Regions from separate parts of the Homo sapiens genome. Here regions 2 and 3 are each linked to region 1. Evidence: chromatin contacts called from ENCODE Hi-C or POLR2A ChIA-PET data. All regions are on one chromosome and are shown on one strand. Each heading gives the region's core, a stretch centred on a gene start or an enhancer-like site at or near the end of the contact. The rest is flanking DNA. Distances are from core to core; before and after follow the strand shown.

Region 1 (3,372 bases), core at 767-3,266:
GGATGCTTAAAGCTGTGGTAGTCAAAGAACTACACACCTGTACCCATGCCACCTGCTATCTCTAAAGCACACATGCCCCATCTGACGTCCCAGAAACACGATGTCCATGGCAGTGCATTCCACAACCACATATCTAATTGCTTGTCTTCATTCCACCCTGTCTAGACATGGAACTCCCAGTTCCTCTTGTCCTCGGTCCTCACCACAACTATGCCTGCCTGACTGATCAATCAATACTGCTGTGAATCCACCTCTGTCCTGTAAGTGCCCTGAGCACTTAAGGAAGGTCTGTGCAGAATACTCCCTTAAAAGAACTTTACAGCCCCCTTCCATTTCATATTGATTTCAGGTTTTAATTCATAATTTTTTTTGCTGTCATAAGCATCCTGGACATTTTGCATTATCTATTTTTTAAGGTAAGGAATGGGAATAGACCCCATAAAGTAGGTACATCCCCATCTTTAAAATGGGGAAAAATCCATTTCCTTCAAAGTTGTTACAAGCATTAAATGAAGTAATTTAGATAAAGCACATTAGAAGTGTCTAATATATGTGGTTTCCTTCTTCTCTGATACCTATTTTGGGTGGCCATGACCTCATGAGGGCCACACTGAGATGACCTTGAATGGCAGAAAGTCAGAAGGCGGAAGTGCACCCCATCCCAGTCCTCCTAGAAGTTCTGATATTGATTATCTTCAGACAATGGGCTCCTCATGAGGCCTTCATCTGTGACTCTGGAACTTAACTGAATTTCAATAGAACAGATGATTTTTCTCCCCTAATTTGCTCTACACAATTAACAAATATCTCTTCCCACCTCCCACAATGCTCCCAAGGAGGTCGATTGCAGGGTCCAGTGGTCCTGAGCCACCAGACCCTCTTCTCAGTTCTGCTACTCAACAGTGTTTCTCAACCTTCAACCCATGGGAAGCCAAAAACTTTATGTTGTCCAGCGAATACTTGTGCTTCATTTCTATCTTCTTTCCCTACTTTTGGAATTTGTGCGCAGAATTTAGAAAGCAATCCACAGAATAATGTGGGAGGAAAACATTGTGAAGTATTGAGTCCTTTAAAGTCCTGACTCATATCAATACGAAGTCAAAGGGAAAACCAAGAGCTTAATGCATGCAGTCTGGAGTCAAAACAGCTTGGCCCCCCCTATTATCCCAGTTTCCTTGGTTGTCTCCTGCTACAAAGTGGCAAAGTTCATGAGGGACAGGCCACTGCTTGCCTGCAAGAGAGGTTTGATTTCCTGTCCAAGCTTGTCAATATATACATGTTTTTAATATCAAGTTCTTTTTTTGTAGGGAAGTGAGTCATAGCTCTCACCAAAGGTTGGCACCAAAATCCACAGATGTTGGCAGTCATGATCTTATCAAATTTTCTCAGGAGTTGCAAGTGCAACCAGATAAATCATTAAGAAAAAGCAATGAATAACAGAAAAGAAAACTAAGCAAACAGAACCTTCTATCTCAGGCTTCATGGGACTTAGGTTGGTGGGATTTAAACTTCCTCCAGGCCAGCTGCTGTCATTCAATGGATAGTCGAATTCAATGGCGCCCACCAAAGACAATGCAAAACTCTCTGTGTCCATGTCACCACACCACTGATAGCCAATTAACTCCTTACATTCAGTGTAAAACATCAGTGATTTGACTCTCATACGCGCATCTGGGGAGAGAAGACAGGAAGAAGAGGAAGCTAACCGTTTCCAGATCTGAGTGCCAGCTCAAAATAAAACCAGTATCATCTGCCACAAGTGCTTTTGACATGGGTCCTAATTTTAAATTTACACACACACAAACATTTATGTATGCATGGGTGTGTGTGTGCGTATATATATATGTACATATTTGATTGCTTCTGTTTAAAATGTACTCATCTCAGCAAAGCTTATTTTCCTTTTATTTGACTTTCATTGTGACGACAAAACACTACTCCACTGACAGGGACAAGGAGCTATGCAGATCTAGCACCAGGCAGCAGGGGCACGGCCCTGACAGCACAAGTGCCCCATAGAACCTGATAGGGCACTGAGAGTGCAGGGTGTTCCTGGAATACTTTCAGGGCTCACAGGTACCGCAGAGAACACGTTGTCTCCCTCGCTCATTGACTTATAATTGATCAGAGATCAGTACCAGACAAGAAGCTGAGCATGTTCAACGTAAACATCCCTATTTCGAGTCAGCACAGACTGCCATGGTCCATTTCCCTTTGCCAAAATTCTTGAAGATATCCTCACAGAGCTGCCTCACGAGCACACCCATCACACAGCCTAAGATGGATCAATCTGTTCATACAACAAAAAGGGGCTTGGTGTACTTCAACCCCTTACTGTACTGCACAATACACTTCCAGGGACAAACAGGAGATGCTGTACCTGAAATCTTTCTGTTTAAATCGATTTAAAAAAAAAAAAAGAGAAATGGTCATTTTGTTTCCATTTCTCAAAGGTGTCCATCCTACAAATACAATTATACCTTGACTCATTTAATCAAGTCTACTAAAAGCCTGAGTAGATCTTTTGACATGGCTATTGAGGAATTCAGATGTTGATTTCTGTTTCAAGGTTAAGGGATATGTTTTGGTTACAATAAGTATACTCTGAGCTGGCAATCAACAATCCTCTCAGCAGAGGCTCTTCTAAATGGGATCAGATCCTCTTAGAAGGACATGATGTTTGCTGTTTTGATGGTGAGAAAAACTGAGGCCCAGACAGAGCTACTCAAGATGGCTCTGTGCCCTAGTGATATAATAAATTAGAAAAACTGAGGCCCAGACAGAGCTACTCAGGATGGCTCAGCTCCCTAGTGATAGAATAAACTAGAAAGATGAAACTAGAAATATGTTCCTGTTGCTGCCTGCAGCCTCCTCTCCTTAGACGATGCTGCCCCCTTTTGAAAGGCTTTACAACTTTTTTTTTTTTTTTTAAGGCTTTGTTAAAGAATCGAGTGGGAGGGAAGATTCCAGAACCTGTTATCCACACTGGCTTTTCTTCAGATACAGGTGTTGACAGGACTCAAGGCAGAACAATGTGACATAAACCAGATGAGGCGAACGGGCACTCCCTGGGGTCTGTTGGGCAGAGCAGCTCAGGTCTGTCAAAGCTCCTGGTGAGGTGAGAATGGGGAGAATGCTGCTTCTCATCTGTGGTGGCTGGCACAGTCTTGGGTAAGGGCAAGGCCAACTTTCCTTCCCAAGAGGGTGTTCTCTGTCTTTGTCTTTGCATTTCCTTATCCTCAGGGCACAGCCTTCCTGACAGACACTCCTTAAGCTGAATCCCTGAGCCAAATCCTGAGCTGTCTTCTGGCATCCTGGAAATCCTGCACTGATTCCGAGGAAGCGGCAAAGAAAGAACCATGAAGCATGCCA
Region 2 (3,096 bases), core at 69-2,568, 930 kb before region 1:
CTCTCACACTAAAAGTATTTTTTCTTCCCCTGTGAGTTGGGAAAAAAATGGGAATTTTACCAAAATAAATAAATAATAATGATTGCAGAATTACTGTGCTGGAGCTTTTAAGAGCCCAATCTGCAAATGGGGTAAACGGCCACCAGATGGCAGTACTGACCAGGTCCTTGAATCAACCAATGCGGAGCCCACAGACAGAATCCCGCATCACGCTCTCAGGGAGGAAACTGAGGCCAGATCCCATGAAATCATTCGCCAGATGTTAAAAAAAAAAAAATCAGCTGATTCTATTCAGCGTGGCTCTGCTTTCTACAGGGGTCAAGTCTATCACATTGCTATCTTAAAGGACTTCACAGTTGTAGTGATGGAAGCAAATTCTCTTCTTCCATCAGCCCACATGTTTTGAGCACCCACTGTGTGCTGGCACCCAGCCAGGCACAAGGATTTGCAGGGAATGAAATCAGCTCCTGCCCTCCTGGAGCTCGCGGAGCACTTGTTTGTCTGTCTGTCTGTCTTTCTTTCTTTCTTTCTTTCTTTCTTTCTTTCTCTCTCTCCCTTCCTTCCTTCTTTCTCATTCTTCCTTTCTTTCTTTCTTTTCTTTCTTTCTTTCTTTCTTTCTTTCTTTCTTTCTTTCTTTCTTTCTTTCTTTCTTTTTCTTTCTTTCTGTCTTTCACTTCAACTTTTATTTTAGATTCAGGGGGTACCCGTGCAGGTTTGTTGCGTGCATATATTGCTTGATGCTGAGGTTTGGGGTACAATTGATCCCATCAGCTGGGTAGTGAGCATTGTGCCCAATAGGTAGTTTTTCAGTCTTTCCCCCTCCCTCCCTCCCTCCCTCTCTAGTAGTCCCCCATGTCTGTTACTGCCATCTTTATGTTCATGTGTGCCCAATGTTTAGCTCCCTCTTACAAGTGAAAACATGCGGTATTTGGTTTTCTGCTCCTGTGTTAATTCACTTAGGATAATGGCCTCCTGCTGTATCCATGTTGCTGCAAAGGACATGATATCATTTTTACAGCTGTGTAGTATTCCACGGTGTATAGGTATCATGTTTTCCTTACCTAGTCCACTGTTGATGGGCTCCAGGTTTGTTTTGCTATTGTGAATAAGCACTTGTTTATTACGATGTACCTAGGCAGTGCCAGCACCAAAGTCTTACCCAGTTGACGGGAGTTCAAAAGGAGACAGCATCGGCTGTGGATGGGGGAGGGCAAGCCAGGAAGAGGGGCAGGTAAGTTCAAAGAGAAGGTGACATTTTAGTATGTTTTGAAGCCCTGTGTGACTCACACTTGCCTGCCAGGGAGGAAGATGAGGTTATTCCAGGCAGAGGAGCAGCCTGGCCAACAAGACCCTGCATAGCTGGCCACGGAAGTCGGCTGAGGTTGCAGTGTGTAGAGTGTGTGCAAAGTGGGGGGTGGGGGTGAAGCTAAAAAGGAACACGGGGCAGCTTGTGAAGGGTGCTGGACCCGTGATGAGTCGCTTCCCTAAACACGGAGCGACTCATCACATTGCACAGGCGTTGACTGGGCTCGGGGAGAATGGGGGATCGAGAGAAGGAAGCACCAGGCATCCCTCCTGGGACTGATGAGCTGGGCCAGATAAATCTGGGATGGAATTGACCTTAGGCTACCCACCCCCAGCCCCCACCAGGCCGATGGGGTCCTTGGGGAGTCCCACAGCACCCTCTATCGCCGCACCTCTCCCCTCACAGCAGTATCACCGGTGAGCTCCTCTGTCCCCTGGATTAGGAGAGGAACCCCCCGGAACGCAACGCTGCTGGAAATGGGCTCCTGCTTTTGTTTCTCTGTCCCATCAGGATCTGCCTAAGCTCCCTCGTGGAGTGGGTACCCTATAAGCCACTGTGTGGTGTGGACGCACGAGGGGCATGAAGCAGGGGCAGTGAGTGAGTGTCCCTGAGTTTTCTAAGACAAAGCAGCAGCGGCAGATGATGGGACCTCCATGGGGAAGGCCGCGATGCCGAGGAAGGAGGGAGAGGTGAGCTCTCTGGCACCAGGACCCAAGGCCTTCTAGTCCACGTTAGGCCGCAGCCCCCACTGCACGTTAGCCTGCCCCTGGGCAGAAACACCCTGGGGTGCACAGTGTATGGGGAGCTCATGCTCCTGGGAGGGTGGCAGGGGAAGAGGAAGGCGCTGGAGCAGGCAGAGATGGAAGCAAGGAGATGTAACGAGCAAAGTTTTCCATCAAGGAGCTTAAAAAGGAGGGGTTAGGAAAAGCGGGTATGAGGTTGTTCACCTCAAACTCATTCATTCTGGGCTGACCCTGTGGCCACTCCACGGCTGGCATCGCTGCAGCACTGGGGCTGAAACTGGGGAGGCTCCAACCAACTCCCCTCAGGGAACGTTGCTTCCAATGAGAGAAAGTTGACCAGAAATAGCAGCAAAGACAAAATCTGAATGTGGATATTTTCTTTCCCACTGGTGCTGGCAAGAGACTTACTCCAGCTGAGTGGCATGGGCCAGCGGGTGTGGCCAGGGAAGGCCTCTTTGAGGAAGTGACATTTGAGCAAGACGTGGGGGAAAGGAGTGGCCCTTCCAGGCCGAGGGAAGGGCAGGGAGGAGATGGAGAGGCGGCCTTGGGTGGGGTGTGGGAAACTCAGTTGGGAAGGACGTCGGTTCTGACTCCCAGAATTAGGGTAGGCCGGGAGGTTTGTGAGTGGGACCTGTCGCGCTGGGGGATGCTGTGAAGCTGACGCGCTCTGTGGAAGAGAGATGCAGGGCACGAAGGGGGAGCAGGGACCGGGGTGGAGGGCCACAGTCAGTCCAGGACAAGAGGCTGGCCACCAGAAGGTGGGTGAGGGAGGCCATGAGGGTTTAAAGTATTGTCCCTCAGAACTAACTGCTGGGTTAGGCATGCTGGGGTCAGGGAGGGAGGATAAAAAATGGGTTCTGGGGTGAAACACCACGGGAAGGCCCAATGTGTGAAATCCCAGCACTGCACAGGAGGCTGGAGGGACAACATCATCAAGACTTTTCTGGCAAAAGATGGACTTCAGCTGAGGGCACACACACACTTTGGTACAGAATAGTACCTCTCAACTAACCGAGACCCTGTCTCCAAAAAAAAAAAAAAAAAAAA
Region 3 (2,989 bases), core at 489-2,988, 1.0 Mb before region 1:
TTATAAGTCAGCTGGCAAATGAAAAGCTATGTGGGTTAGTCAGCACTGCCACATCTCAGAATTCTTCAGCATACTATTCACAGTGGAAGCCTCCTGTACGTAAATGTTCCTTCCAAGAGCTCACACAAAGACCTATATGTGAACGTTTATAACAGCTTTATTCATGATCTCCAAAACCCAGAAACAACCAAGATGCCCTTCAGCAGGTAAATAGATAAAGATACTAGAGTATGCCCATACAATGGAATACTACTCAGCAATGAAAAAGAACAAACACAACACACAACAATATAAATGAATCTGAAATACATTTTGAAAGCAGCCAGACCCAAAAATTTATTATATGATTCCATTTATTTGACATTCTGGAGAAAGCAAACTACATCCTTAAATAGTCTCTGTTTAAAATCACAAACCTTTAAAGGACAATTCCTATGAGATATCTGTGAAGGCTTTTGTCTTAATTAGAGAAATACTGTAATAATTTGATGTTTATTAACTTAATATAAATAACCCAGTTGCCTCTCTTCTCTTTTTTGAAGTGTGAGTTCAAGTTCTAGAAGTAAATATATTCCTCTCTATACGTAAGTAATGTTTCTCAGTCTTGTAAAAAAATTTTAGATTTATATTTTGGTTGTAGTTGCTTTCAGCTCACGCATGTTGTATTCACTTTTTAAGACAACTTATATATTGTAACACATTTCTAATGTTTGTGTGGCACACAGTGCCTGTTTAATGTCAGAAGTCCCATCTAAGGTTTGATTTTGATGAAAGAAAGAAAGAAAAGAAAGAAACAAAGAAGGAAGGAAGGAAAGAAAGAGAGAAAGAGTGGTATTTTTCTGTTTTTCCAAATACATTACCTTTTGAAATAAAATACCTTGGATGCTACCACTATTGAGTGTTATGAATCACAAAAACTGTTATAATTGCAGAAGGGATGAGATGCTCATTAACAGCATGGAAATATCACCTCTTAATTTCTACATTTAATGCCGGCTTTCCATGGATGGCAAAAAAAAGTACATTATCTGCCAGTTGGGGTCTTCTCCTGGTTTTTAGATGGAAGAAGAACCTTGAAACAAAACAAAGTAGATCCAAGAATATGGAGGAGGGATCTGGACCTTTAGTCCTGGCCCACCCCTCTCATTACTCGGCCTCTTCAGTTCTGCAGTTGACTAGTGTTTCTACCAGTGGCCCCAGAAGTCCTTGAAACTCTCTGATTGGCATTAACTCAGCCTCTCAACTTTCTCTCAGGCCCAGGGGCACGTGGCTTGTTGCCCAAGCTCCTCTGCACCTGTGAGGGTTTCCATTCACCAGGAGCCTTATAATCTCTGGCACACACCAGCCTCTTCCTTGCCCAGCCTCCAGCCGGTCTCCAAAGGAGTTGTGCTGGGGCTGCAGGAACAGCCCGCTTCTTTGTTCAGAAACACAAAACAGCCCTTACTGTCACTCTGGCTCAAACTTAAGATCAAGGAGCATGCCACCGCTCATTCTGAAGAAGAGAAAATTATCTTTATATTTTTTAAGGAAAATTGTTCTATCATTATGCTTTACATTTTGCATTTTGAGCCTTTGATCTACTTTGGCAAATAAATTTCCTTTGGAAGTTAGAATACTGTTCAATGGTTTCTTCTATGTTTCTTATACAGAAATATATGCCTTCTTTCCTTTCCATTCTAACAGTGGTCATGTGCAGTCTACAAATGCTGATGATGTTGACAACCCCTTGGGAGACATCGCATCGCTAGCCAAGCAGCGGTACTCTAAGCCTCTTTATACAAACACAAGTCGGTGAGTTCCATTCATGATTATTTCACTTGTTTTATTACTAAGGATGAAACATGATGATGGACTTTACCATAAATGAAGGAATTTAAACGTGGCTTTTATTGAACATTGCTGAAGAAGAAAGATACCTGCTTCCTAAAAGAAATGTGGTTTGTCACAAAGGAGATTTTGGGGATTGACTCACTTGGGGCCCTTGAGCAAGTCACTTTATCTCTGTGACTTCAGTTTCTTCATCTGAAACTTGTGAGAAAAAAAATGCCACCAAGCAAGGTGATCGTGGGGGGATCAATAATGTTTGTAAAGTATCTGAGACGCGGCAGATCACTAACAGAGAGGAATCACTTTTTTTTTTTTTTTTTTTTGAGACGGAGTCTCGCTCAGTCGCCCAGGCTGGAGTGCGGTGGTGCAATCTCGGCTCACTGCAGACACCGCCTCCTGGATTCACGCCATTCTCCTGCCTCATCCTCCCAGTAGCTGGGACTACAGGCGCCTGCCATCACGCCCTGCTAATTTTTTCTATTTTTAGTAGAGAGGGGGTTTCACTGTGTTAGCCAGGATGGTCTCGATCTCCTGACCCTGTGATCCGCCCGCCTCGGCTTCCCAAAGTGCTGGGATTACAGGAGTGAACCACCGCGCCCAGCCGAGAGGAATCACTTTTACACATAGGAACTTGAAGGCTGTCGTGCTGTGCTTCGTCCTGAGGAAGGAGTCAGTGGGCTGGATTCTTCCATACATTCTGCAAGGAAATCATTGCTACTACACATAATAATTCTAAAAATCTAAAGGAAGGATATAGGAAGAAAGCTAATTTAAAATATTCAGGCACAACAATTTAGGATTGTTTCTTCTTTGATACGTATATCTAAATTTTGAAATGTTGTATGAAATATTCTTTCTAAAGAATCAAAACATATTATTTGGGGTCATTTCTTCAAAGAGAGTGAAGAGCAGTATGGCAACATTTTAAAGATTTGGTGTAAAAATGAACCACTTAACTTCAATAAATTTGGGCATATAGCATTCCTGCCTCATCTTGCTGTTAATTTCTGTTTTTAAGCAAATGATATTTTGAGCGAATCATATAAAAGAATTGAAGATATTAACTGTACTTACCTGATTTGGGCACTAGAGGGCCTCCAAGGTTGCAAAGTTTCTTCTTTTGATTCGCTTTCAATTTTTAACGGAATCTTAACCTGTTAAC

Evidence for each region. Hi-C counts contacts between places; a loop is a spot of excess contacts on that map. ChIA-PET counts read pairs that join two places held with the same protein, here RNA polymerase II (POLR2A). Pooled maps may share reads with other maps.
Region 2: a loop to region 1 is called in a map of MCF 10A, with 17 times the contacts of the local background. The contact joins two enhancer-like sites. A Hi-C loop is called at or near these places in 12 of 168 maps with a recorded cell type or tissue (GM12878, MCF 10A, PC-9 and 8 more) and 5 of 50 pooled maps.
Region 3: a loop to region 1 is called in a map of chondrocyte, with 4 times the contacts of the local background. The contact joins two enhancer-like sites. A Hi-C loop is called at or near these places in 5 of 168 maps with a recorded cell type or tissue (adrenal gland, chondrocyte, heart left ventricle and 2 more) and 19 of 50 pooled maps. POLR2A ChIA-PET finds 5 or more read pairs at or near these places in 1 of 52 experiments (activated CD4-positive, alpha-beta T cell).

The regions. Positions count from the first base shown.
Region 1 is chr7:51,138,720-51,142,091 of GRCh38, forward strand. All of the region lies in intron 5 of COBL (cordon-bleu WH2 repeat protein), which reads right to left. Among named protein-coding and RNA genes, the nearest start is that of COBL, 180 kb to the right of the region's middle. Within about 2 kb of position 2,017, at least 5 of the 41 ENCODE cell types and tissues checked have a DNase peak (open chromatin) inside an H3K27ac peak, as active enhancers do.
Region 2 is chr7:50,205,378-50,208,473 of GRCh38, forward strand. No RefSeq gene overlaps it. Among named protein-coding and RNA genes, the nearest start is that of IKZF1, 98 kb to the right of the region's middle. RefSeq lists enhancers at 226-405, 1,186-2,115 and a silencer at 1,422-1,471. Within about 2 kb of position 1,319, at least 6 of the 41 ENCODE cell types and tissues checked have a DNase peak (open chromatin) inside an H3K27ac peak, as active enhancers do.
Region 3 is chr7:50,139,598-50,142,586 of GRCh38, forward strand. SPMIP7 (sperm microtubule inner protein 7) reads left to right here. Exons shown (of 9, transcript NM_001161834.3): 6 at 543-584; 7 at 1,684-1,791. Among named protein-coding and RNA genes, the nearest start is that of SPMIP7, 45 kb to the left of the region's middle. Within about 2 kb of position 1,739, at least 2 of the 41 ENCODE cell types and tissues checked have a DNase peak (open chromatin) inside an H3K27ac peak, as active enhancers do.